Linked DNA regions of Homo sapiens: region 2 is linked to region 1. A link is a loop called in an ENCODE intact Hi-C map of the cell type or tissue named here. Cell type or tissue: Caco-2. All regions are shown on one strand. Each heading gives the region's core, and the rest is flanking DNA. Links, peaks and the distances in the headings are about the cores only.

Region 1 (11,348 bases), core at 6,951-10,950:
TGGAAGTTCTGGCCAGGGCAATTAGGCAGGAGAAGGAAATAAAGGGTATTCAATTAGGAAAAGAGGAAGTCAAATTGTCCCTGTTTGCAGATGACATGATTGTATATCTAGAAAACCCCACTGTCTCAGCCCAAAATCTCCTTAAGCTGATAAGCAACTTCAGCAAAGTCTCAGGATACAAAATCAATGTGCAAAAATCACAAGCATTCCTACACACCAACAACAGACAAACAGAGAGCCAAATCATGAGTGAACTCCCATTCACAATTGCTTCAAAGAGAAAAAAATACCTACGAATCCAACTTACAAGGGATGTGAAGGACCTCTTCAAGGAGAACTACAAACCGCTGCTCAAGGAAATAAAAGAGGATACAAACAAATGGAAGAACATTCCATGCTCATGGGTAGGAAGAATCAATATCGTGAAAATGGCCATACTGCCCAAGGTAATTTACAGATTCAATGCCATCCCCATCAAGCTACCTATGCCTTTCTTCACAGAATTGGAAAAAACTACTTTAAAGTTTATATGGAACCAAAAAAGAGCCCGCATCACCAAGTCAATCCTAAGCCAAAAGAACAAAGCTGGAGGCATCACACTACCCGACTTCAAACTATACTACAAGGCTACAGTAACCAAAACAGCATGGTACTGGTACCAAAACAGAGATATAGATCAATGGAACAGAACAGAGCCCTCAGAAGTAACGCCGCATATCTACAACTATCTGATCTTTGACAAACCTGAGAAAAACAAGCAATGGGGAAAGGATTCCCTATTTAATAAATGGTGCTGGGAAAACTGGCTAGCCATATGTAGAAAGCTGAAACTGGATCCCTTCCTTACACCTTATACAAAAATCAATTCAAGATGGATTAAAGACTTAAATGTTAGACCTAAAACCATAAAAACCCTAGAAGAAAACCTAGGCATTACCATTCAGGACATAGGCATGGGCAAGGACTTCATGTCTAAAACACCAAAAGCAATGGCAACCAAAGCCAAAATTGACAAATGGGATCTAATTAAACTAAAGAGCTTCTGCACAGCAAAAGAAACTACCATCAGAGTGAACAGGCAACCTACAAAATGGGAGAAAATTTTCGCAACCTACTCATCTGACAAAGGGCTAATATCCAGAATCTACAGTGAACCCAAATTTACAAGAAAAAAACAAACAACCCCATCAAAAAGTGGGCAAAGGACATGAACAGACACTTCTCAAAAGAAGACATTTATGCAGCCAAAAAACACATGAAAAAATGCTCACCATCACTGGCCATCAGAAAAATGCAAATCAAAACCACAATGAGATACCATCTCATACCAGTTAGAATGGCAATCATTAAAAAGTCAGGAAACAACAGGTGCTGGAGAGGATGTGGAGAAATATGAACAACTTTTACACTGTTGGTGGGACTGTAAACTAGTTCAACCATTGTGGAAGTCAGTGTGGCGATTCCTCATGGATCTAGAACTAGAAATACCTTTTGACCCAGCCATCCCATTACTGGGTATATACCCAAAGGACTATAAATCATGCTGCTATAAAGACACATGCACATGTATGTTTACTGCGGCATTATTCACAATAGCAAAGACTTGGAACCAACCCAAATGTCCAACAATGATAGACTGGATTAAGAAAATGTGGCACATATATACCATGGAATACTATGCAGCCATAAAAAATGATGAGTTCATGTCCTTTGTAGGGACATGGATGAAATTGGAAACCATCATTCTCAGTAAACTATCGCAAGAACAAAAAACCAAACACCGCATATTCTCACTCATAGGTGGGAATTGAACAATGAGATCACATGGACACAGGAAGGGGAACATCACACTCTGGGGACTGTTGTGGGGTTGGGGGAGGGGGGAGGGATAGCATTGGGAGATATACCTAATGCTAGATGACGAGTTAGTGGGTGCAGCGCACCAGCATGGCACATGTATACATATGTAACTAACCTGCACAATGTGCACATGTACCCTAAAACTTAAAGTATAATAATAAAAATAAATAAATAAATAAAATAAAAAAAAAGGAAAAAAAAATTAAGAAAATTTATCTTCACTGACTCAATGTACAAATAAATAAATGATAGCAAGGCCAACTGCAGCTCTAAATAGTAGAGAATATAAATGATTCAAGCATAAAATGGTCAGAGTTCCCTGAATAAATATTTTCCTACAGTCATGTATAAATAATTCTGATTTCTGTCTGAACCACCTGTCTGCGTTCCTAGGGAAACTAAAGTGAATACATGCCTGTCTGTGACTCTACTCCCTGTATCAAAAGCCAAAGTGGACACAGCTACAGAGGGGAGAGAGGTTGTCTCCACATTCTGTTGTTGGATCACTCTCTTATTCACAATCGTCCCAGAAGCCATAGACAATAAAGGAAGGAGGAGCTGATGCAAAGGAATTGGATAGGGAGGTTCTCACCCTTCCATGTGTGCGGATAGTTTGGGTGTGTTGTAAAGACTCCAGACCACGCTCCAGACCATCTAAAGTTCCGGCTTCCATTTCTAACTGCCCTTACTAGAGCCTTAGGAAAAGCATTTAAATGCACTGCGACTTGGGTTGCTTCTCTTACATAGTAAGGAAAGAACCAGGAACAGACAAGATAATAATGATGATAATTTTTTTTTTTTTTTGAGACGGAGTCTCACTCTTTCGCCCAGTCTGGAGTGAGTGGCACAATCTCTACTCATTGCAACCTCTGCCTCCCAGGTTCAAGCAATTCTCTTGGCTCAGCCTGCTAAGTAGCTGAGATTACAGGTGTGTGCCACCACGCCCGGCTAATTTTTGTATTTTTATTTATTTATTTATTTACTTTTAACAGAGATGGGGTTTCACCATGTTGGCCAGGCTGGTCTCAAACTCCTGACCTCAGGTGGCTGCCTGCCTCGGCCTCCCAAAGTGCTGGGATTGCAGGCGTGAGCCACCACACCCGGCCAATGATGATACTTTTAAATAGTATTGAAAAAAAGAGAATTAAAGCACCATGGTGGAGACCGAGACTGGGAATGGTGAGAATTCTGAGTTAACCATTTTGGAGAAGGATTAAACTGGAGGTGCCGGTCACTCTGCACTAAAGGAAATATTAAGATTCTACACATCACAAATTGAGAATTTAAATGTGAGAGGGAAATAGTATGCATTTCATAAAAGTACACTTGCTTATGTATTCATTTATGTATAAAAAATTAGAGTTGTGGGAGACAAGAGAACTAGGATTCAGAAAGCAGGGGTAAGGACCTCACCACCATCAAAGGGAAACCAAGAAATTATGACAAACAAAATGAAGATTGAGATTTACCCTGCCTCTGTCTATATTTACAAAAAGGGAGCTCAAATCCCAGCTGATGTGTTGTCAGTTCCCTGGGTTCGAAGCCAGAGAACTCAGTAGTTCAGGGGTGTGCTTTTATTTCTGGATCTGTCCTGTCTAGCACAGAGGTTGACGCAAGAGTAGGAGTTAAATGAGAGGATAAACAAATTAATTTATTTATTTTTAAATTTACACCTCCACTAATCCAATCAATTGCATGGAAGTACATCTGCTTCAGAGAAGTAGCGACAGAGCCAAAGGAATTTGGAGCTCTGTTTATAATACTGCATTTACAAGAAAAGAGTTATCAAAGTGTCATTCTCTGAAAAACATGTTGCTCATTCACCTACTTAATAAAAAATAAAAATCTAAAAACTCATGATATAAATAATAAAGTAGAGAAACCAAATCTGAACAGTTAGGTTTCCAACTGGCCACTGGTATATTTTCAAATGGAAAAGGCAGCCATTTTAAAAACAAGACTTACCAAGCCTTTGGGAAAGCTTGAAGGTAGCTAAATCTGTCATTGGTATATGCAGCCACCAGATGTCACTATTGGCTTAAGCAAATATGCTCTAGCTCGCTGTCGGCTAATTCACACTATTTGTAATCTTAGAGACCTTGGAGGGCATCCTACCTAGACAGTTGATGAAATTGAAGCTCTAGTTACTTCATAGCTATTTGCAGAGACATCAGGACTCAATCTAGAATCTTCAGACTCCCTTTCTATTGCTTTCCCTTTTCCATCCATGTTTTTGTTTTTTGTTTTTTGGTGGTGGTGGTGGTGTTTTTTAACTAAATCAGCCCAATAATGCTCTTTAGGTTAGTAAATGACAACTAGGAAGACGAATTATATTAAAACAGTTGCCTGTATCACAGGACTTAGATGCGGGTAATTGTGTTTGCTCACCTTTTCCCTGTTTAAAATGCTGCACTCTTGGGTGTTGCCAGTTGGAACAGATCTTTTCATAAAGGCAAAGGAAGTAGTGACGAGCTTGCCAATCAAAGTCCAATTAAAATGTATTCCTTTTAGGTAGGTGACATTTAAACAGTAGTCCCTAGAAGGCAGTTCACGTTTCTGAAATTTACAAGTGACTTTTTCATTGAATGGGTATACCCAAGATTATTCCTTAGTTTCTCTTTTTTTAATAAGCATGAATAATAAATGTTAATATCCTTTGTTGCTAATCTTTTGGTTTCTCTCCGTAGACTATTAAGTAGTCTTCCATTTACACAAATCTATTTTCTCTCCAGAAAGACTCCCTCTGCATCCTCACCCTCACTAGAATATTCCAACAAGTGTTTCTTTTGCATTACCATCTCTTCCTTCTCATTCTCACAACTTTTACTACCTTCTCAGGGAGAAAGCATCTAATAGATTTCCATTTCCTAAAAATACTACATACTGTATCTTGGAAGTTCCTCCACTCCATAAAAACTCTCCGTATTGTTTTCCCCCACTACAAATACAAATCTCAAAACAAGAAACAGTACGTGGCAAGAGCAAGACCTGAAGAAAGACAAAGACCAAGAGAGAACACAAAGAAGTATGAGGAACAGAAATGCAAAAGAAGAAAACTTCAGCCCAGTGTGGTAGCTAACACCTGTAATCCCAGAACTTTAGGAGGCCAAGGTGGGAGGATCACTTGAGTGCAGGAGTTTGAGACTGCCCTGGGCAACAAAGTGAGACCCCACCCTTACTAAAAAATAGTTTTAAATTAGCCAGGCATGGTGGCACATGCCTGTAGTCCCACCTACTGAGGAGGCGGAGGCAGGAGGATCACTTGAGCCTGGCAGATAAAGGCTGCAGTTAGCTGTGATTGCACCACTGCATTCCAGCCTGGGCAACAGAGCAAGACCCTGTCCAAAAAAAGAAAAGAAGAAGAAGAAGACTTCACGTAGGAATATACTTCTGGCTCGTTCTTATTTAATCACATCATTCTAGTACTGCGTTTTTTACAGCCCCATAATTTTGTTTTTCTTTTATTTGGCAACAGAATTATGCTTATTGTTCAAACAAATGACAGAATTGTGTAAGCCAAGATGAACAAAAATACATGGTTGATTTATTTAAGTCTTAAGAATAACAGTTGAGATGAGTTTGAATAAAATTTGCAGCTAACAACAGGACATTAAGGATAACTTAAATATATTCAATGCAGTCATTTATTCCAGTTTCATGAACATTCAGTAGCTTTTTATGTCTAAGTTGCCATCAATGGACCTCTTAGACATTCAAAATACTAGCATTGTATCATTAACACTTTTCTGATCAATGGGTTGAGTAATATAGGACGTATGAAAATATGTATTGCATTCTCTTTCAAATGAGCTGCATGGTACCTCCATTAACATAACTATATTGATCTAATTTCATTATTTTCAGCAGAGTGCAATTTGGAAATATAAAATTGATAAACAGGAGCCACATGAGGAGCGGAGTTTAAACAAAAGGTCATAAATTATAAAGCCTCAATAAGGAAGATCCTAGATAATTGCCGTGATGTGAAAGTGTTAAGTATATGCATTTCTTTTTTCTTTTTTTTTAAGAAAACCTTACATTTTTGGGTTTGTTGGGTTTTTTTAAATTTACTTTTTTATTATTTTATTTTATTTTATTTTATTTATTTATTTATTTATTTATTTATTTTTGAGACAGAGTCTGTCTCTGTCACCCAGGCTAAAGTGTAGTGGTATGATGTTGGCTCACTGCAACCTCTGCCTTCCAGGTTCAAGCGATTATCTTCCCTCAGCCTTCTGAGTAGCTGGGATTACGTGGACCTGCTACCACGCCTGGCTAATTTTTGTATTTTTAGTAGAGACAGGGTTTCGCCATGTTGGCCAGGCTGGTCTTGAACTCCTGACCTCAAGTGATCTGTCCACCTCTCCCTTCCAAAGTGCTGGGATTACAGGCATGAGCCACCACACCTGGCCAAAAATCTTACAGCCACTGCGCCCGACCAAATTTCTTATATATTTTATCCATTTTATTTCAACCAGACTAAATCTATTGGTGGTAGATAATTTCATCTCCTTTTCAGAGAGGTAGTTTCAATTCACCTAATTATATAAGTTATTTATCACATGGACTGAAGGAGACTCAAATCACAGCCCTGGATCAAAATATTAGATCCTACCCTCAGAGATTCTGATTAAATTGGCCTGAATGTGGTGTGGACATCAGTTAATTAAAACCTTCCCAGGTGATTCTAATAGGCAAGATTGAGAATCACTGCACCAAACCTCACATCTTACACATACAGATGTTAACACATTATTACTTTATTATTTTCAGTGTTTTTTATAAATGGGTTTACTTCCAAGTTAGGTTTAACATGTGTTTAGAAATATCTGTCAAGTTACTGCAAAAGGTGATCACAAATTAAACATTCTTCAAGGTCAAATGAATAAAGAATAATTAGTACATGCACTTTCATTCATTGTCTCTGAATTAATCAGTAAATTCATTAGTTAACTTCCAAAAGCTGATTCTAAGGAACTTCCAAAGAATGTTATTGGTGTTGCCCCAAAATTGAACAGAAAATCCAATATCAAATAATTTGGGGATAAATACACATTTATACAGGATCTTTTAGAATCTATAACATGTTAATAGATTGCAGATCTCCAAGAGGGACAGAATTCCCTATGTGGCATGCAGTGAATATGTGTTGAATGATTGAAGGAACCTTGGGTCTAATATTTCATGCAAACACACTTTAGGAAATGCAATCCAACGATATTTCTTTTAAAGCAATAATAATTAAGACTTAGAACGGAAATGTTACCCAAAGATTTTACTCTGCAAGCCTGACATACCACTTGGTTTTTAGTATTCTTTTGAATATATCATGATATTGCCTTCAAATATTTGGACGTTTTCTACCAGAAGCACAGCAGAATGGTTAAGAGTAGAAACTTAAGATTTGTTAGGTTCACATCAGGCATTTTTTACTTAATCTTTCTGTGCTTCAATTTCTTCACCTGTAAAATGGGGAAATGGATCACACCTGTCTCATGGTATTGCTGTGCTTGCTAAACGTAGGTCATTGTTATTATTATTGTAACAGAATATTGAATGACATTGAAAAGTGAGATACAAAACTGTCATATAAAAACCATGAAAGGAAATTTCTGAGAACCCACCGCATAAATTCTGAACCATCTGACTCACTACAAGGATATGAAAGAGCTGAGAGACGAAAGGAGAAGGGATATTTGTGAAGATAGCACTTTGGGGAGAATAATTGCCTCGTTATTAGTTTCTACCATCTCACTCTATTGAGAGGGACTCCCATGGGTCCACTTTGAATTCCTAAGTGGGGCATCCCTGCATTTTGGGGACACTGGCCCTGCATTCTGCCTTCTGCCCAGGAAATCTAGAGGGCCAAGGATGGTAGAATAACTGCTTTGAGGACAGTTACTCCCACATGCATTTCCAGGGTTTTTCAGGTCAAAGAACCCTAGAGTGTTTCCTGTGGAGCAGAGGTGGGCAGCAAATGAGAGAGAGCTAACTTGAGTCTGGCCCAATGCAGGTCCTAGAGGGCAGCAGCAAGAAGCTGGGTGCAAGGCCAAATTCCTAGGATCCAAAGCAGGAGGAACAAGTGGCCACCTGGACTTGACGGGGTTCTGCAGCCAGCAACAAGGGGACTGCAGGAGAAGTCACCAATGAAGGGAATCACAAAGCCTCACAAAAGTGCCCTACAGGGGAAGGCATCAGATTTAAACCAAAAAGCTCAACATGGGCAAACAGAGAATAGCTAATGAGAGCCCTTTTAGGGACAAACAGCAGGGTAAGCAGGCCCAGGCTGGGCCAAGGGAGCTCTGCCCGTTAAATCGAGGTCAGAGCCTGGTTATTATCTTAGGCCCACAATCTAATTACTGAATTGTGCCTGTGTTTATGATCTTAATTGACAGTAGGATGGTATACTACTTAAGCATGAGCAGAAAAGGCATAGGGTCTCCAGAAATTTGCTTCCCAGGGCTTCCGATGATTACTGAATAAATTTTAAGGGAGTAGGAAAGACAAAAATAAAGTTGATTTGATGATATGCTGTGAATCCTGAGGTTTACACACCAGATAAATATGTATGTTTTTAGCCAGAATATGTCATGAATTCCCTTGAATTGAGGGATGGTAATACATACTCTCAATTTTACATCCATGCTACTCATACTGTGATCCATGAGCCAGAAGCATCAATATCATCTGGGAGATTTTTAAATAATGCAGACTCTCAGGCCACACCCCAGACCTGGTGACTCAGAACCTGTATTTTAACAAGATCTCCTGGGGATTCATATGCATATTAAAATTAGAGAAATATTGCCTTATACCACCCAGCCATCCACCAGCAAGTCTTTGTGACATTTTAAAACAATCTAATTGCAACATAACAAGTCCATTGAAGCTATATCATACAAGTCTCATAATAGCAACAAATATTTTATAGCATTTTGGCATTATAAAGCTCTTCTACAATTTCATTTTATCTTTGTCATTCTCACAGTTAACTGCTTAACTTTAAATCTGGTGAGTTATTTCATGTGTTATCTCTTGCATTTAGTGCATAGGAAACTGGTTAGACGAGTGACAGGAAAACCTGTCTCTAACACCTGGTGTTCCAGGCCACCTTCCAATAACAAAGGAAAACTAGAGAGTTTACCGTCTGTTATTGCATAATGTGTGCTCATTACCTTATCTTTGCAATGCGCCACAGGGCTTCTAGATTCTGTGGGTAATAAATGAGAGACAGCCCTGCAGATTACCATAGCCTCAGGGAAAACTTGCTTGGGTGTCCTCATCAGCAGAAATGAAGACAAATTACCTCTTTTGGTTCTTCACTCTCCCTTATATCAACCCCTCTCACTAACTGGAAAGCCCCTGGCTGCAAATCAAGAGGCAAATTATTATCTGAACTTTGGTGGTTGGATACAAGGATGAACCTATAAATAGGTTTCACTTTGGAGAACCCAATAAAATGCAACATGGTGCCAGAGTGGCTCTCAAGACCCATGCCAGGTGTGAGAAGCAGGGCTCATGGTATGTGGAGGATGTCAAATCAGTGTTTGTTGAATGAATAAATAAATCATAAATGAACTGGTCTGCAATGCATATCCTCAAGACCACTTGGTATTCCTCAATCCCTATGTTTCTCTGATGAAGGAAATCTTCAGGCAGTATTTCTTTTTCATTCCTTCTCATACTTGAACTTGTAATAGCTATGGGAATTCTATTGTTTCAGCAGAAAAATTCTAAAATGCAGACCTTCCTAAGATCACTAGCTACAGAGTTAGAGGTTTAAGTCCAGGCACCACCACTTGAAGGCTGCGTAACCTTGAGGAGTTACCTAACTTTTGGAGCATTATTTAAACATTTGATAGTATGCTTCCTAAAACCCAGAGATGGGGCACTATACAAAAGAAACACCAAGCTCTGCTCCTGCCTCCCACCTAAAGGTCTCATCACCTTTCTGCCTGGCCAACTCTCTTGCCAATCACTCTTCTAATCAGAAGTTCTGTCTTCTCTTAATTGTCTACAATTACTGTCTAACCTGCAGTCACTGATATTCTTAATAGTTTGTCTTTGAAAGTGAACCTTCTTTCCCAGGTTCTTTTTCACTTGCATTTTCTACAAGGTATTTCATGCTATTTAGCTAACAACATAGTTTCATAGTATTTCCATAGGGCATCCCAAACTTAAATCTAGCATAAAGTAAGGCAATATCATCACTCATGATTCAAGTGAGTCCTCCTGCATCCCCAGCATTCTGCTTGGCTCAGAGCAGGTGTTTTGTAAATATTTGTTCAGTGAAGGAGACTAAACCGAACCAGAAATTGGTTTAGACTTCCATTTTTTATTTCTTTCCTCTTTCTCCTGATTCTTTTCTCATAATCTATAAAGATCTAAAAACTAAACTTTATTTGAAAAGAGTTAATTTTCAGTAAATGAAATAATTTTAACATATCTATCAAGAATTTTTCATGCATCCAGCTTTTCTTTTTGATGTTAGATAAAATTAATGATTTGACCAAGTTGGTGCATAACTAAATGATATTAAGTTACAGCTTACATTCACTTGTTCTCAGTCTGCCATTTAAAACTAAATTATTGCCAGTAAAGATAATCAAGTTTTCTGTAGTTTTTTTTCACAAATCTTGATGATTTGTACACATAAACAAACACATAGACAATTTCACTGGATAGTTTTAGAATTATCAGAACTACTAGTGTTTATTTGGTTGTCCTGTCTATTATTTCATAAATACACTACAGTTCAATTACCTATGTAAGAGATATCGTTGAGATCAGAGTAAGAGAGTTAGTTTCAATATATTTTTTGTGAGCGGCATTAGAAAGATAATTTTTTAAGTTGCTCTTGTAAAGAAACAATAACAAATAAACATAACCTAACACAGTGTCCAACCTGTGATAGGCACTCAATAGATGTCTGGCTGAATAAATGGACACAGAGAAGACAAATAAATGTGGGATATGTAAGTGTATACTTTCTTAAAACTATAGACTACCCTTATATTAGGAGAGGTAGAAGGACATGTTTTTATAGTCAAGAATCTCAAATATGATAAAAATAAATAATGTTCAATTTGCTGCTCAAAAAATAGAAAAGAAGAGGAAAATAATTTAGATCAATGTAAGAATGTTTTCATTCTCCCTTATTAATTTGAGCTAACAGAAAATACAAAAATCTAAGAAGACTTATAGGTTTAATGTATTAAGGAAGGAAGGCACTGTAATTAAATTTTGCAAACAGTATGAATGCCTCTTTAGAAAGGAATTGATAATTAAAATGTTAGTATAAATTGAAAAAAAATCAAGAGCATTGAAAAAATTCAGAAGAAAAAGACAAAATTAATTTGTAAAGACAGATCATTGTGACACAGTAAGTACCAATAATGCAATAGCAGAGAAACACAGCAGGAAGCCAGGAAGGAACTACTTTCACAGTAATAGATTTACAGAACAAAAAAATGTTTTTTAAAAAGAAT
Region 2 (16,844 bases), core at 6,465-10,464, 290 kb after region 1:
GTGCACCCTTCCAAAAACTAAGTCCTCCATCACTTGACCTTCTTCTTTCATACTCTATAAGTACATTTTTTTAAATTTTTTTCTTTTTAAAATTATTTTTAAATTTTATTTTCTATACCTACATTTTATCATATTTGTGAATCTAACTCCTCTAGAAGGATGGTTCTGAATTAATTATCTGTGTCCAGATCTCTAACTGTCCAGGCCCACACCTCTAAGTTTTGCTAGTTATTTCTATTTGGAAATTCCACTGCCTGCCATATTAAACTTATCCTCTTCCTCACTAAATGAAGAATGGAAATCAAAAGAGTAGAGCAGCATAAAACATTACAAGGACAGAACTGATGAGACAGATGATAAAGAAGAAGCCAATTTCACAGTTGCAAGCTTGCCTGAGAAAATGACAAAACCTGAGAAGCAGAGTTTTACAGATCATGTCCAAAACTCTCTCTCTTTTCCTCAGTCTTCGGACATGAAACTCTAATTATTCTATTTCCCTAACCTACAAAGCCCAAAATGTTCTCTTTCCTTTGAATGCCCTCACATTTACATACTCCATTCATCTAACGTCGAATTATACACTGTCTTCTTTTACCAATTTTTATAAATGTGTATCTCATCTACCTAACTGTGCTGCAGGTTTTTTAAAACCAATGACTATCTCTTATATTTTTAGTATTCTTCTTTATGCCAATAAATGCTGATTGACTACTGTTATGAAGATATGGTCAAGAACTCAGATAATCATGAATAAAGATGTTTTCAGATTTTTTTTCTGATGTGGAGGAAAAGCTTTTCAAATCAAAAGCTTGGAGATCCTTCCAAAAACAGGGAAAATGAGACAGTTAATTTCTATTTCCCTCTGAAGGCTTTTAGTCTTGGTTTTAAACAGAAAAAAATAAATTCTCCAACATAGATTTCATTAGGCATTTGTTACTACTTTATAAATTATTTTCAAGAACGGTGCAAACTCTTCTTAAAAAATTATATTTTCTAAAATGGTTACCAGTCATTTTAATTTGTATTGGAAAGCAATTCTTAAAATTACAACGTGTCTACAACCATGTAATATAGACTGATGTGCTATTTAAGTATTAAAGAATTTCAAAACTTCTAAAAGCCAGATGACAAAAAACAATTACTGCAAAGTTTATTTAAAACAATGGATTTTTCCTTTCTTCCTTGGTTGGATGTATTTCAAATTTGGGGAAATTTGATTATATTACATTTTCTTTACTGTGATCAAAACAGAAGAAGTGCAGGGTAATAAGCTGATTTTGATTTCCTGATTTTACCTGAGTAGCTTTGTCTTTCATGCATGAAGGGTAGTGAACATGAGGATCCCGTGGCCACTGTCCTGTGAGGTAAGGTCCTGTTATTGTATCCAAAGAGGAGGTTCGCCTTATTGTACTAGAGGTCCGAACTTGCTGAGATTTTGCCTTGTCCGCTACAGAAAGTGAAAAAAAAGATTAGTCATTAGTGAATAAAATAAAATTTAAAGTTATCTAACTTCATAGTTTGTAGAATGTCATCCTGTCAATTTTTCCTGTGATATATATATTTACACTAATAGCCCTGTTGTATGATCAGATGAAATGTATGAACCATGTCCCAAGGAAAATACATTCATGTTAAATCTCACATACATTTCCAGGGCTCCCACAGACCCTATGAAGCCTATCCATTTTATATAAATCTGCATATCATCTCATTGCCATTATTTTAATTAAGACTCCCATTCATGTCTCACCTGAACTGCCAGTTTTCTAACTGCTATCCCTGTATCCATTTCAACTAAATTTTACAGTGTCATACCCAAATAGAAAACATTTCCATGGTTAGTCATTGTCTTTAATTTAAAGCCTATATTATTTAGTATGACATAATAAGCTTTCACGATTTGGGTGCCATATACCTCAATGCCTAATATCTTACTACTCCATAATCCCATGCTAAGCGTCACATGAATGGCCTGTGTTTTTCCAAAGGTAAAATACATTCTTTCTGCCTCTGTACATTCTACTTCCTGAGCCTAGAACTCTCTTTCTTGTTTACTTGACAAACTCATTTATCTTCAAGACCAGTTCAGATGTCACACTGCCTCTGTGAAAGTTTCCCTAATGCCCTTTCCTCTCGCCTTCCTTCTAAGATATACTTGCCTGTCTCTGCTTTCATGGCACCCTAAGCCTGTTTCTCTCTCCCATCACAACATAAGTTTAAACCCTACAGACTAAATAGGAACCAACATTCAATACTCACTTAATGAATTTATTCAGAGCTATACAAAAATAACATGTATAAATAACTTTATATTTTAATTCAACTTCCTCATTCACAGACGAAGAATTTGAGTCCTAGAGGAATACTGAACAAGAGATGCAAACAAGGGACAGAGGTAAAAAGAACCCAAAATCTACAGACATTATACACAGTTCAATCAATCTGCCATAACAAACTATGATACTTCTCCTTCCCATAGGGGTATCACAAGAATCTCTGTTAAAAATTAATCACACTGAACACCAAATCTACACAGATAACTATAGAGGATTCTCCATATATCTATCCTAAATAATTTACTACTAATGTGCATTCTGTGATAGAATCCAACAGATTTACAGGTTCCCAAGGCTAACTCTTTTCAGAGTCATATCTCACATCAAACAAAATGCCTTCCTCTTTACAGGGGGTGAAGAAACATTTATTATTGAATGCTGTCCTTCACCTTCCTGAAATCAGAATACATAGTTTACCAGAAAAACAGAAGAAAATGCATGTTATCATATTAGGCAGATAATAGCTTAGAACTGCAGTTTTTATTTTTTCCTTTGACCCAAGAATTGATAGAAAAGATCTGAAAATTACCAGATTTCCTCTTTATCTGTATTACTTTAGCTCTAATTGTATTATACTGAAGGCAGAGAATCTAATGGAACCCATTTCTACTCATTGGAATTACCTGAAATTTTCCCTGTGACCAAAAGCATGGTCATTTTTTATAAACGTTTCATGAATTACAGAGAAGATATTTTGTTTTCAGAATATATAGTTCCTTGTCTTATATATCAATTGAATTAAATTATAGAATATAGGAATAATTATCAGTTTTATCTGTTACAGACTTAGAAGAGTACTCTAAAAGCTTTAAACTACTATTGAGTTCTAAAAATTCTCTTTATTTTTTGCACATTTTTGACCTTTATATTTTAGTTCTATATTATTTAGCACATATAGATTCCTTTTTTTTCCTTTTTTTAAAAGTATACTTTAAGTTCTAGGGTACATGTGCACAATGTGCAGATTTGTTACATAGGTATACATGTGCCATGTTGGTTTGCTGCACCCATTAACTTGTCATTTACATTAGGGATTTCTCCTAATGCTATCCCTCTCCCAGCTCCCCACCCTATGAGAGGCCCTGGTGTGTGATGTTCCCCTTCCTGTGTCCAAGTGTTCTCATTGTTCAATTCCCACCTATGAGTGAGGACATGCAGTGTTTGGTCCTTGCGATAATTTGCTCAGAATGATGGTTTCCAGCTTCATCCACATCCTTGCAAAGGTCATGAACTCATTCTTTTTTATGGCTGCATAGTATTCCATGGTGTATATATGCCACATTTTCTTAATCCAGTCTATCACTGATGGACATTTGGGTTGGTTCCAAGTCTTTGCTATTGTGAATAGTGCCGCAATAAACATACGTGTGCATGTGTCTTTATAGTAGCATGATTTATAATCCTTTGGGTATACACCCAGTAATGGGATCGCTGGGTCAAATGGTATTTTTAGTTCTACATCCTTGAGGAATCACCACTGTCTTCCACAATAGTTGAACTAGTTTACACTCAAACCAACAGTGTAAAAGCATTCTTGTTTCTCCACATCCTCTCCAGCATCTGTTGTTTTCTGACTTTTTAATGATTGCCATTCTAACTGGTGTGAGATAGTATCTCATTGTGGTTTTGATTTGCAGCCAGAAGAGAGTGGGGGCCGATATTCAACATTCTTAAAGAAAAGAACTTTCAACCCAGAATTTCATATCCAGCCAAACTAAGCTTCATAAGTGAAGGAGAAATAAAATTCTTTACAGATAAGCAAATGTTGAGAGATGTTGTCACCACCAGGCCTGCCTTACAAGAGCTCCTGAAGGAAGCATTAAACATGGAAAGGAACAACTGGTACCAGCCACTGCAAAAATATGCCAAATTGTAAAGACCACCGATGCTAGGAAGAAACTGCATCAAATAACAGGCAAAATAACCAGCTATCATCATAATGTCAGGATCAAATTCACACATAACAATATTAACCTTAAATGTAAATGGGCTAAATGCCCCAATTAAAAGACACAGACTGGCAAACTGGATTAAGATTCAAGACCCATTAGTGTGCTGTATTCAGGAGACCCATCTCACATGCAGAGACACACATAGGCTCAAAATAAAGGGATGGAGGAAGATATACCAAGCAAATGGAAAGCAAAAAAAAGCAGGGATTGCAATCCTAGTCTCTGATAAAACAGACTTTAAACCAACAAAGATCAAAAGAGACAAAGAAGGCCATTACATAATGGTAAAGGGTACATATAGATTCTTGACATCAACATTACAGCTTATATGCATCATATTATAATTTGTCCCATTAATTATTTTTGAAATTTTATGATACTGAATATTATGACCCCCTTCTGCTTTCTTTCTGTTAATTTACATGGTATGCCCATCCTAAAAGATTTTTTTATGTGTATCATAAAACAAAGTATGTTTTTATACTTTTTGAAAAAAACATTGTAGCGAGCCTTCTGGTTGTAAAAGGTGAGCTTATCCCACTTATATTTATTGTTATAAGAAATTTGGTTTAATTTGTCATGTAATTTTTTCCTATTTTGGAATGTTCCTTGCTAATTGCTTTCTGTTTTATTGTTTGTTTCTTCTCCCTTTATCTTTACCTCCTCCCCACATCATAGGTAACTCTGAAGATACATAAACTGTTTCTAGTTCTATTAATACTACTAGAAGTTATTTATATTAACTTTTTGAATATTTTTCCTGGTTATAAAGGCAATACCTACTAATTTTAGCAACACTGGGAAACAGAAAATTAACATCTCCCATTATCTGATTTATAGTAATTTGTTTAAAATTTTAAAGTTTACTTTAAATTCCTTCCACTGCGAAGAAACACAAGACAACAAACTGTTGAGAGGCAAAGCCGACATTTATCAGTTGACCTCTAAATTTAAAAGGCCTATATAAAGGTCAGCTATAACCAGATAAGGAAACGCCATTCTAAGTGAATAACTTGAGCCTCTACTTAAATTGCTCCAAACAATTTGAAACGCTGTATGTAGTCCATTTAATTATTAAAACTCCTTTTAGTTTAGTAAATAAACAATAGGAACCATTTTAATGGTTTTTTTGAAGGGGTGGTGTTTATTTTATTTGTGTTTTCTACAGACGGTCTAGTTCTGTCACCCAGGGCTAGAGGACAGTGGCATGATCACAGCTCACTGCAGCCTCAAACTCCCAGACTTAAGTGATCCTCCTGCCTCAGTCTCTTGAGTAGCTGGGACCACAGGTGTGCATCACCACACCCAGCTAATTTTTTAAATTTATAGAGATGAGGCCTCACTATGTTGACCAGGCTGGTCTCAAACTCCTGGGCTCAAGCGATCCTCCCACCTTGGCCTCCCAAAATACTAGGAATACAGGTATAAGCCACCACTCCCAGCCTTGTTCTTTTTAGACACAGGGTATTGCTCTGTCACCTGCCCAGGCTGGAGTGTACCGGCGTGATCGTAGCTCACTGCAGCCTGGAACTCCTGGGCTCAAGCTATCCTCCCACGTCAGCTCTACAGTAGTTAGGACTATAGGTGTGCACCACCACATCTGGCTAATTTTTAAATTTTTTATGGGGATGGGGTCTCGCTGTGTTGCTCAAGATGGTTTCAAACTCCTGGCCTCAAGCAATCCTTTCCCCTTAGGCTCCCAAAGCACTGAGATTACAGGCATGAGTCACAATACTCAGCCCATTTTAATGTTTTATAATGAGTTAAATATATAAACAATCTATAAATGAGTCCCTTGGTCTGTATAATAATATTCTAATCTATACTTTTACTTATTTACTCTATATTTACTTAATTTTTCTTTTATTATATTTTTAATCATTGAATCTTTATCTATCTCTTTAAAAAGATCACATGCTCTACACTTAGTGTTCACTTTCTATAACTACTCTGTCAGAACTATGGTCTTCAAATTATTTTTACTAAGTGTCCCTATTGGTAAATATATAGGCATGCAGTAATGTGTAGCTGCTTATTTATGAACTGGATATCTATGATATTGCTAATATTTTATATATTATAAAACAGAAAAATAGAAATGTATATGTAGAAAATAAAAAATAAAAATACAGAAATTATATTTTCTTTCTGTATCTCAAAAAATAAATTTTGGGGGGCAACAACCTATTCAACAACCTATTTAGAGACATTAAAAGCTTGACTATACACTCTAGAAAATATCCTGCTGCAAAAAAGTCAACCAATTCTTTGAAATCTGTAATTAGCAGCTAAACTTTTAGATCTAATAAATTTAAACATGTAGTCAGCTCCTTCAAAAGGTCAGTAGCTATTAATAAATTAAGTTCTGGCCATGGCAATAAGAACCTTAAAACCTAAATACAAAACACTCTAAGGTAGAATGCTTAGGAACACTAGAAAGTAAGAAAGACAAAGTACACTATAGCTTCTTTGGAAAAAGACCCAACCACGCAAACAAGGCATTTTGCATGCAAATAAAAGTTAAAAGTAGTTACAATAAAAGCTACCTCCTGAGCCTGCACGGTGGCTCACACCTGTAATCCCAGCACTCTGGGAGGCCGAGGTGGGTGGATGACCTGAGGTCAGGAGATTGAGACCAGCTTGGCCAAAATGGCGAAACCCTGTCTCTACTAAAAGTACAAAAATTAGCTGGGCGTGGTGGAGGGCGCCTGTAATCCCAGCTACTCAGGAGGCTGAGGCAGGTGAATTGCTTGACCCGAAAGGCGGAGGTTTCAGTGAGCCAAGATCACGCCACTGCACTCCAGCCTGGGTGACAAGAGCGAGACTCCGTCTCAAAAGCAAAACAAAACGAAACAAAACAAAAAACAACAACAACAAAAAAAAAAAAAAACAAAAAAAACTACCTCCTCAAAAATGTAAGTCTGAAAAAAACAAAGTAGGTTCTCTTACAAAATGAAAGTGCCAGAGTAAAATTAAATCAGACTGCTCTAATATATGTTAAATGTAGATTTTAATAATTTAATTTCATTAAATAATTTAACCCTAAGTCTGAAAATTTTTATAAACTAGCTATAATATTCTACAGCTACTTTATTTATTTATTTATTTATTTATTTATTTATTTATTTATTTATTTATTTGAGACAGAGTCTCACTCTGTCACCCAGGCTGGAGTACAGTGGTATGATCTCGGCTCACTGTAACCTCTGCCTCCCAGGTTCAAGTAATTCTCATGTCTCAGGCTCCCGAGTAGCTGGATTACAAGTATGAACCAACATGTCTGGCTAATTTTTGTATTTTTTGTAGAGACAGGGTTTCACTATGTTGGCCAGGCTGGTCTTGAATTCCTGACCTCAGGTGATCTGCCTGCCTCGGCCTCCCAAACTGCTGGGATTACAGGTGTGAGCCACCATGCCCAGCCTCTATAGCTACTTTATAAAACCTTTATTTTAACAGGTAGTCAGTGAGTTTTTCATGATGTTTAACTTCACTTATTCATATTAATTCAATCTTCATTGAAATCAAAATACCAAATTCATCAAGATCAGACTGAATACAAGACATTAAGTTGCTTTTCTTAAACTTCAAAATATCTGGAAATGATATAGTTCTTAATCTACCTGAGATCAAAAATAGCCATAAATAAATACAGGTGTGGAATTTTCCTGCTATTGGTTCACTAAGGCTAAGCATAAATTTCCTAAAGCTCAATTTTATTAGTAGAAATTTACTTCATTAATTCTGTAATGAGAATACCTTGAAAGCTATAGTTTTTAATGTATTATCACTACTAACATTAAGTAATTTTCTCCTTGCCTTGCAGTTATAGACAATGATTTTCAAAATAAATTTAAAAAAAAAGGTAACAAAATAACTGAGAATACAAGATATGGAAAGGTGACTGGTATGTTTTTCTACCCAATCTAATGTACATTAATATTTATCATCCAATAGAATTATTACTAGATTTAGTTTTCCTAAGTTAGCATAATCTAAGCACTTCAACAGCCATTAATAGTCTTCCTCCTTGACATATAAAATGATGAAACATTAGCCAAATACATAGGCCACGTAAAATAAAATCACCAAATTCAAATGAACTTCAGATAAGTGACAGGAAGGACACAAGTTGTGAATATGCTATCTGAAATAAAACCAAAGAGCAAAACTGAAGCTCTCTCAGTGTGGGTAGAATCTGAAATACTCATCAACCAAACCTGGAACCCTACCACAGAAGCAATCTAGAAAACATGCAGAAATGACCATATGGCTGCCCTGCAGAATCTGGAAAGAAACCAATCAAGAAGCTGACAAGAGAAACAAACATGCTTCTGACCAAATGAGGCCTGACAAAACTCTGTAACCTGAGGTCCATCAGGAAAAACAAACAAACCAAAAAATGCAGTCAGGCAGCTATTTGGGCATGATTCTCTAGGTTACAGCTCACCCAATAAACTTATGTCAAATGACACATAAGACATTTAGAAGGAGGCCTTCAGTCTATTTTCAAAGAAAACTCAAGGGAGTATCTTTGCATCAAGGTTGAAAAGAAAACTTCACTAATATGGCTACAAGAAGCCTGGTAACAAGCACTGAAAAAGTACACAACAAATTAAGATGGAGCTCTGATATTTGGAATACTTTTTTTTTTTAATTACATATATGGCAAAAGATTTTTTTAAGTTCGTTTTTTTGGGAGGTGGCAGAATGATAGTCCTTTAACGAACTTTAGCAAAGTAGTAATTAGTAGAAGGAGATTCATCAGCCTTACAAATTTCAAATGAATTCTGTTAATGAAATTCCAAACATCTAAAATCCACTATGACTAATGAGTTCATATACTAAAGAAGTAATCACAAAGTATTAGCAACTACAAAAACAACTAAAATAACTGACCAAAGGTGGAAAGTCATATTGTAAGCAAAAGGAACACAAATATTCCTACTCAGAAAACAATATTTCACAAAATTCTGTGAATTTAACTTCCAGTTAAAGCACCACAGCTTGGAAAATTTTTTATGAAATGAGACAGGCTCACTATTACATCTCAATTTATAAAGAAAAACTGTTTTTAACAAGAGCACAACAACAAAGGTTATAAAATAGGCTCTCTTTTTTTCATTTTTATTTTTTTTAATTGAACTTAAAATTTATTTTATTTTTTTTATTATACTTTAAGTTCTAGGGTATATGTGCACAACGTGCAGGTTTGTTACATATGTATACATGTGCCATGTTGGTGTGCTGCACCCATTAACTCGTCATTTACATTAGTTATATCTCCTAATGCTATCCCTCCCCACTCTCCCCACCCCACGACAGGCCCTGGTGTGTGATGTTCCCCTTCCTGTGTCCAGGTGTTCTCACTGTTCAATTCCCACCTATGAGTGAGAACATGCGGTGTTTGGTTTTTTGTCCTTGCAATAGTTTGCCGAGAATGATGGTTTCCAGCTTCATCCATGTCCTTACAAAGGACATGAACTCATCCTTTTTTATGGCTGCATAGTATTCCATGGTGTATATGTGCCACATTTTCTTAATCCAGTCTATCATTGATGGACATTTGGGTTGCTCTGTCACCCAGACTAGAGTGCAGTGGCACGATCTCGGCTCACTGCAGCCTTGATCTCCCAGGCTCAGATGATCCTCCTGCCTTAGCTTCCCGAGTATTTGGGGCTACAGGCACATGCTACCACGCCCAGCTAATTTTTGTATTTTTTGTAGAGGACGGGGTTTTGCCATATTGCCCAGGACGGTCTGGAACTCCTGGGCTCAAATGATTTGCCTACCTCAGCCTCCTAAAGTGCTAACTAATATTACTGGTCAAACACCTTGATAATTAAAGTAGGGAATAATTTCCTCAATATAATGACACATAGGAAAAAGCATTTTCCCTCAAAATTTGCTTTTTATTTAATAAGAAATAAAGGCAACAAATAGAAAAATATTCACTCTTCTAGTAGAGGATACTACTAAAATTTTTCACTTGCTTTTACTTGGGATTGATGTCCATACATACAGAAATACACAGACATACACAAAACACAAACACATACACTCACATGCTCTCCCTATTTGTCCACGTAACAGTTTCACTTCAAACACTGATACACAAACACAAACACTGTTAGTGTATTAAGTGAAACCATTACCTGGACAAATATGGAGAGTGTGTGAGTGTGTGTGTGTTTGTGTGTATCTCTATGTATATCTATGTAATATATGTAGCATTTTCTGTCCATTAAATAGAGTAATAAGTCAATATTCAAGACTGTTCCTTATATAGAAGTTTTGTCAATGTATTCCAACAATATGAAGATGCTGGCAGAATAGATTTTAACGACAGACAGACAGCAAGGAAGAAAGGTGCTACACTTGAATGTCCCCTCCAAAACTCATCTTGGAATTTAATTGCCACTCTGATGGTATTAAGAGTTGGGACCAATAAGAGGCAATTAGGCCATGAGGGCTCTGCCTTCATGAATGCATTAATGCTATTACAAGAGCAGGTTGTTATTAGAGCTAGGTCAACCCTCTTTTGCTCTCTTGCCTTTCTACCTCTGTCATGGGATGACATAGCATGAAGGCCCTCACCAAATGCTAGTACCTTGATACTGTACTTCCCACTCTCCAGAATTGTGAACAATGAATTTCTTTTTTGTGAAAGTGGCAAAGTAAAATTAAATCAGACTGCTCTAATATGTAAGTTAAATTTAGATTTTAATAGTTTAAATTCATTAAATAATTTAACCCTGAGTCTGAAAATTTTATAAACTAGCTATAATATTCTATAGCTACTTTATTTATTTATTTGAGACAGAGTCTCACTCTGTCACCCAGGCTGGAGTGCAGTGGTGTGATCTCAGCTCACTGTAACCTCTGCCTCCCAGATTCAAGTGATTCTCATGTCTCAGCCTCCCAAGTAGCTGGGATTACAAGCATGAACCAACATGTCTGGCTAATTTTTGTATTTTTTGTAGAGACAGGGTTTCACTATGTTGGCCATGCTGGTCTGTGACACTGTTATAGCAATACGAAACAGATTAAGACAATAGCCAAACAAAAGATTCAAGGACAATACAGATGGTTCCACATTTATGATATTTCAACTTAGAATTTTTTGACTTTATGATGTGTTTATCAGGATATAAACCCATCATACCTAAGTCAAGAAGCATTTGGACTTATGATAGTTTGACTCACAATTTTTTGACTTTACAATGGGTTTACTGGGGTATTAAATGCATATTTGACTTAAAATATTTTCTTTTTTTTTTTCAGGATGTAACCCCCATTGTAAGTCAAGGAGTATTGGCATCTACAACATAATAAAGTCACAAAATATCTCCACAAAACACCAAATATAAATGAGTTGGGAGAAAGCATAAAAAAGTATTGGGCCATAGTGGTATCAGCATCTGTGTGAGAGACAGCAAAGGAATGTACCCAGGCTTCTGATGGTCCAGAGAACACAATTCACTAATGGGTAAATGTAAAGGGCCAATCTAGAATAGTAGCCAAACTGGGAGGGGATTCCACACAATCTGATTTGCAAGTGAAAGCAAGAGGACATCAACTCAATAAAGTCTGAGATACTAGAGCAATATGGCTATGCTCAAATCTAACAAAAAAGAACTGCTTCCAACATGGAATCCAACAGTAAAGAGAAATTACTGAGAGTCTAATCAAAATTGAGCAGACAGAAGCAAAGAAAAGAGAAGGTTGAGAAAAAGTTGGACAACGGAGTCAGGAAGAGAGCAGAATCGAGAATTTTTTTAGAAGTCATTTTACAAAAACAAGAAGAGTGGGAGCACTAGAGCCTTGAAGACAGAAATGGTATCATGAACTATCCACCCTATTTAAAAGTACAAAAAAAATCATTTTACTTAAAAAAAATGAACAACAGAAAATAGCAGATTCTTCCTAAAGTTATTGTAAGGGAATAAAAGCATACAAAGAATAAAAGATGTCCCTATGAATAATGAAAGCATGCCAGAAAGACATGCTCACATAAGATGAAAACTGTGACCTAATATTTCAAAGTAAGCTAAAAATCCTTTTTTAAATGACAACAGTGATGAAAAACCTCATTACTTAAAAAATACTCGGAAATGATGTGTTTGACAGCAAGGAAGATATGAAAATAGAGGTGATCAAACTCAGGAAAAACTTAGAAAAGATATCAAAACTTATTTTAGGGATGAAGACTAAGTTACAAGAAACACAAGAATGAATAAACACAATGGATAATGCCTTAACAGAAATAGGAAATGGTAAGAAAAAAACTACAGAATTAAAAAAATGAGGAGACAAGATTTCAAGAGAAAGTAATATGTAACATAGGCAAAGAAGGTCCAACATGTGTGTGTAACAGGAGTCCCTCAAGAAATGACCAAAGGAACAAAACAAAAAATACTAAAAACTATAATTTTTAAAACTCTCCTAAAATAAAAGATAACTTGAAAGGACATACGGAAAGGACATACTTATATCTGGGGAAAATAATCAACATATCAAATATATCTGATAAAGCTAAAGTGACCTTCAAGTATAAAGGCTACAGATTAAAAAAGCTATATCTGAGTTCTTGCTACATAACTAGCAAGAACTTACGGAATATTGTTCCTATGAGTCTTTCCTGAAAATCTATTAGAGAATGCTCTTCAATCAAAAGCCTGGAAAGGAATTAACATAAGAACTGGTGGAAGGTGTGAGTCATTGAGCCAGCACCTTTGAAGGAGAAGAGAGCAGCAGTATGTTCAGTATCTCTATGGGCAAGTCTTCCACCACTAAATGAAATAAATGACCATAGAAGGATAGTAAAATTACATTGTTTCCCTCTCAACACATTTGAATTTAAGACTATAAATTTCCAGAATGTCTGATAACTAAATGTGAGTTATTAAATTCCTTCTAGAGCCAGATATATATATATATGAGAGAGAGAGAGAGAGAGAGAAACAGACAGAAAGAAAGAAAGAAAGAAAGAAAGAAAGAAAGAAAGAAAGAAAGAAAGAAAGAAAAAATAAATTCTAATATTCCTCCAACGTCATTGAATTGGCTAGCCTTAGAGAGGTAAGTTTTCTCCCTAAGTAACCTAGTAAAGAAATCAGCTCCTGCTCAATCTAGAGGAGAAAGTAACTGAAATTGGAGGATTCACACTAAAACCATCAATAGGTTTTTGCCTATTCTCTCCCTCCAAGCCTGACACTCACAAAGTTCCAAGTGCATCCTATGGAAGTCTATAGCAAGAACCAGGAAAGCATTAAGAAATAGTAGTTCCTTTTATGGAGAAAGATATTTACCATGAGAAATGATGGGATAATGGACTGAGGGGGTTGAAGAAGAGCCATGTAGAAAAGATAGAAGCCTTGAGGAAGATCTTCTCCTTGCAATGGGGTAAATCTAGAAGGGCCTCTTACAGAACAAAGAGAATAACCAGGCTCCTTCCACACTACCTTACCAACTACTGGACATGTCAGTAAAGAACAAAGCATCCCTAAAATTATTTTCAAGGCCAAGAAAAAGCTGATTATGGCTATTAATATTATGGAATCTCTACAAAAGGACAATCAAATTATGCCATGTAAAATGTATTTAGATAGGTGTATGCCTATAATTCCTCTAATTCTGAAAAGTAACATCCTTCCTTGGAAAATTATCTGCATTCTTATTTCCTATTTGAATAAAGAACAGCTAAATATAATACAGAAAACACAACAGTCTCCTAGACAAGTGAATAGCCCTTCTCATGATATCTAAACTGAAAAGTAGAATTCCTAATCCAAATATATTTTAACATACAATTTATAAACAAAAGATTCACACACTTAAACACTTTGCTTATGTAATAACTACAAATTAGCTCGTAACTGTCTAGCAATAGGGTGAAGAGTTAAATCCATGGTTAAATGTAGAAGAGATGAAGGGGAAAGGCCTAGGAAAAAGAGTAACTATTTAACCTGAGTAAGGTATGATTTCCAGCCAAGCTAATCTACTGCTGCAAAGCAAATGATAAATAGAAATCTGTACTGAAATATGTCTGGATACCACTGATTTGCTCAATGCAAAATAATGTAGTAAATTAAATATAGCTCACAAGCTGTATTCTCCCCACCCCCACAATGTGTCCCCAAATCCAGCAATGGTGAATATGTTGTTTACTAGGAAACACAACTAGCTACACTTTTCTAGAGTAAACCCAGAATAAACAGACTCAACAGAATGAAGGCTTCAGAAATACGGAAACACAGACGTTAATTCTAGCATTTACTTTCATATATATTGACACCAAAGAATCAAATATGTAGCTGTAAAGCAGTAGCTTATCCAAAATTGAGTGCTTCATAAAGTCGGAAAGGCCAAAAGCAGCAGAAAATATCCTGAAGGAAAATGTCTTACAGAAATCACACTTTTGTAGAGGCCACGAGTAAAACACAACACAGTAAAACACCAGTCTATGTCTGCATACACAGAACACCTTTCACCTCAACAATTCTACAAATATTGTGCATAAAAGATTGCCAGGAAGTTTTGCCAAGGATTGAGAGCAACTGAAGAAATAAAACAACCAGCAGCATAAACAAGTGTAGGGCAAAGTGTCATAACATATTGGAGGATAGCATTATGCTTTATTTTCTAAAATAGCCACAAAACTGGGCATTATTATCTTTGTCAAAAAGAGTCAATTGATATTACCGATTGAACTGTGCTTCAGTCAAAATGGCACTGTCCAGGCGATACAGACTACAGTCACAAAGTTTTAGTGTTTACTGTATTTAATTTTTTTCTCCTCAACAAACAAAGAGCACTGTTCACCCTAAGTGCCCAAGAAATGAGTGAATTAATCTCAGATGATAGTTTTAGATACAGCCTGAATCATTAACAATACCTAGAATAGCTGGGGCATTTGGAATACAAAACTGAATAATACCTCCAGATGTACTGGACTCATCTCAAAGTAGGAGGAAAACAAAACCACACCAAGCCAGATAGCTCCAGTGGATTTTTTCTCTCCTTTCTCTCTCCCTTCACTTCTGATTACATTTTTAAAATCCTTTCTATGTGTTTAGTATTAACAGGTGACAAGAACTGAACTACGCATGTTCGGAGCATTATAAGTAATGTAGCTCACTTATTTCTCATGGAGATCACACACTTGTATCTGTCTCTCTTTTCACCTATATCTCAGCTATTTTACTTTCACTTTAGAATGAGACAGGAGAGGAAAAAAACTAACAATCAAAATATGTTTACCTTGCACTTAAATGATTAATGCAAGACTTATCTACCAGGAGGTATGTTCCTAAAAGGCAAGAATGTTGTCATATTTTCATTTATCTGACACCTAGTATATCTACTTACAAAACAGTTGTTAAACTTGTGGCTATCACAAGTGGTCTCCTTAGCCTTTACTATGAAATAAATATTCAAAAATTTAAAATCGCCTGGCATGTATTCTAGACCTCTTTACCAAAGCAGACTTTTGGGAAGAGCCTCAAGTAGAATAGCTCCATATTTCTCGTTAATATTCTTTATGTGAGGCTCATCTAAAATCACTGTGAATAAAGTACAAGACAGTGAAAAAAACAACTTGAATTCAGGTCCAATTGTCATTCTATTTTCCTCATTTATATAAAAGACCATGATTTCTATGCTCTGACATTTTACAAACACAAAAATAGAACAGGTTGATGGAGTGTCTCTTGCATTGACAGATGCACTGCCAACACAAATTAACCATACTTGCCAATGTGACAGATTAGATAAGGAAAGAGAGGAACTCCCAAGGTTAATTTTCAAGGTGGCTCCAATAGCATCAGCTAGTGGACTACCTTCTTCAAACTCTAAAGTACAGTAAGGGTGGTAATGCTAGCCGCTACAATTTAAAATTATAGCTTTATTTTTATAAAAAATTAGTGCCTTATCACAATAAAAGCCCAATATGTATTTTCTGACTGACAGATTGCTTTTTACTTGATCATTTAGGGATTCAGACTTCATTCATCTCATGGCTCTACCATTCCATTAGGACCTTGGTCAGAGTCCTTTACTAGATTCTCTGCATCCAGTTGGCAGATGAGGGAAAAGAAAGAATGAGGAGGACCACATAAGAATTTTTAAGTTGAACAAGGATGAAAGTGTTCTTTATCATTTAGCCTTATCTAACTGCAGCAGAGGTCAGCAAAGAAAAAAATACAGAACTGCAAAGGGGGCCAGAAATTACAGCCTAGAAGTAGGCACAAGAGGGAGAGAAAAGAGGATTAGGTGAACATATAGGAGTCTACTATAGAAGACTTTTTGTATTATTAATAACTCTATTTGTCTAAATTACTCTTGGAGACAGTCTGTCCAAATTTTAAAGTGACTCTCATTGCATAAGCATCATCATCTGTCACCATAAATAAGATAATCTAACTTAATCACCTACCTTACTCTCCACATTAGGTTCTTAATGACATTTGGTTATTTTCAAAAGTCGTATCTACCCCTAAAAGACAGATTCACTCCAAGAGTATTCTAAATGAAATTCTCCGAAGACATTAAAAAAAAGTAC

The links. A loop is a pair of places that touch in the nucleus more often than their neighbours do. Peaks named below come from ENCODE experiments on the same cell type or tissue, not always from the same donor. Only the 100,000 strongest peaks of a DNase experiment are listed, where the experiment ranks them.
Region 2: a loop joins it to region 1, with 5 times the contacts of the local background. A loop is called at or near these places in 1 of 110 quality-filtered maps.

Annotation. Positions count from the first base shown.
Region 1 is chr7:8,288,794-8,300,141 of GRCh38, reverse strand. The region is part of intron 3 of ICA1-AS1 (ICA1 antisense RNA 1); the gene reads right to left. Among named protein-coding and RNA genes, the nearest start is that of ICA1-AS1, 32 kb to the right of the region's middle. In Caco-2, for the core only: no CTCF peak of the experiment used is centred there; a DNase peak (open chromatin) is centred at 9,061.
Region 2 is chr7:7,988,511-8,005,354 of GRCh38, reverse strand. GLCCI1 (glucocorticoid induced 1) reads right to left here. Exons shown (of 8, transcript NM_138426.4): 2 at 1,296-1,447. Among named protein-coding and RNA genes, the nearest start is that of GLCCI1, 28 kb to the right of the region's middle. In Caco-2, for the core only: no CTCF peak of the experiment used is centred there; a DNase peak (open chromatin) is centred at 8,664.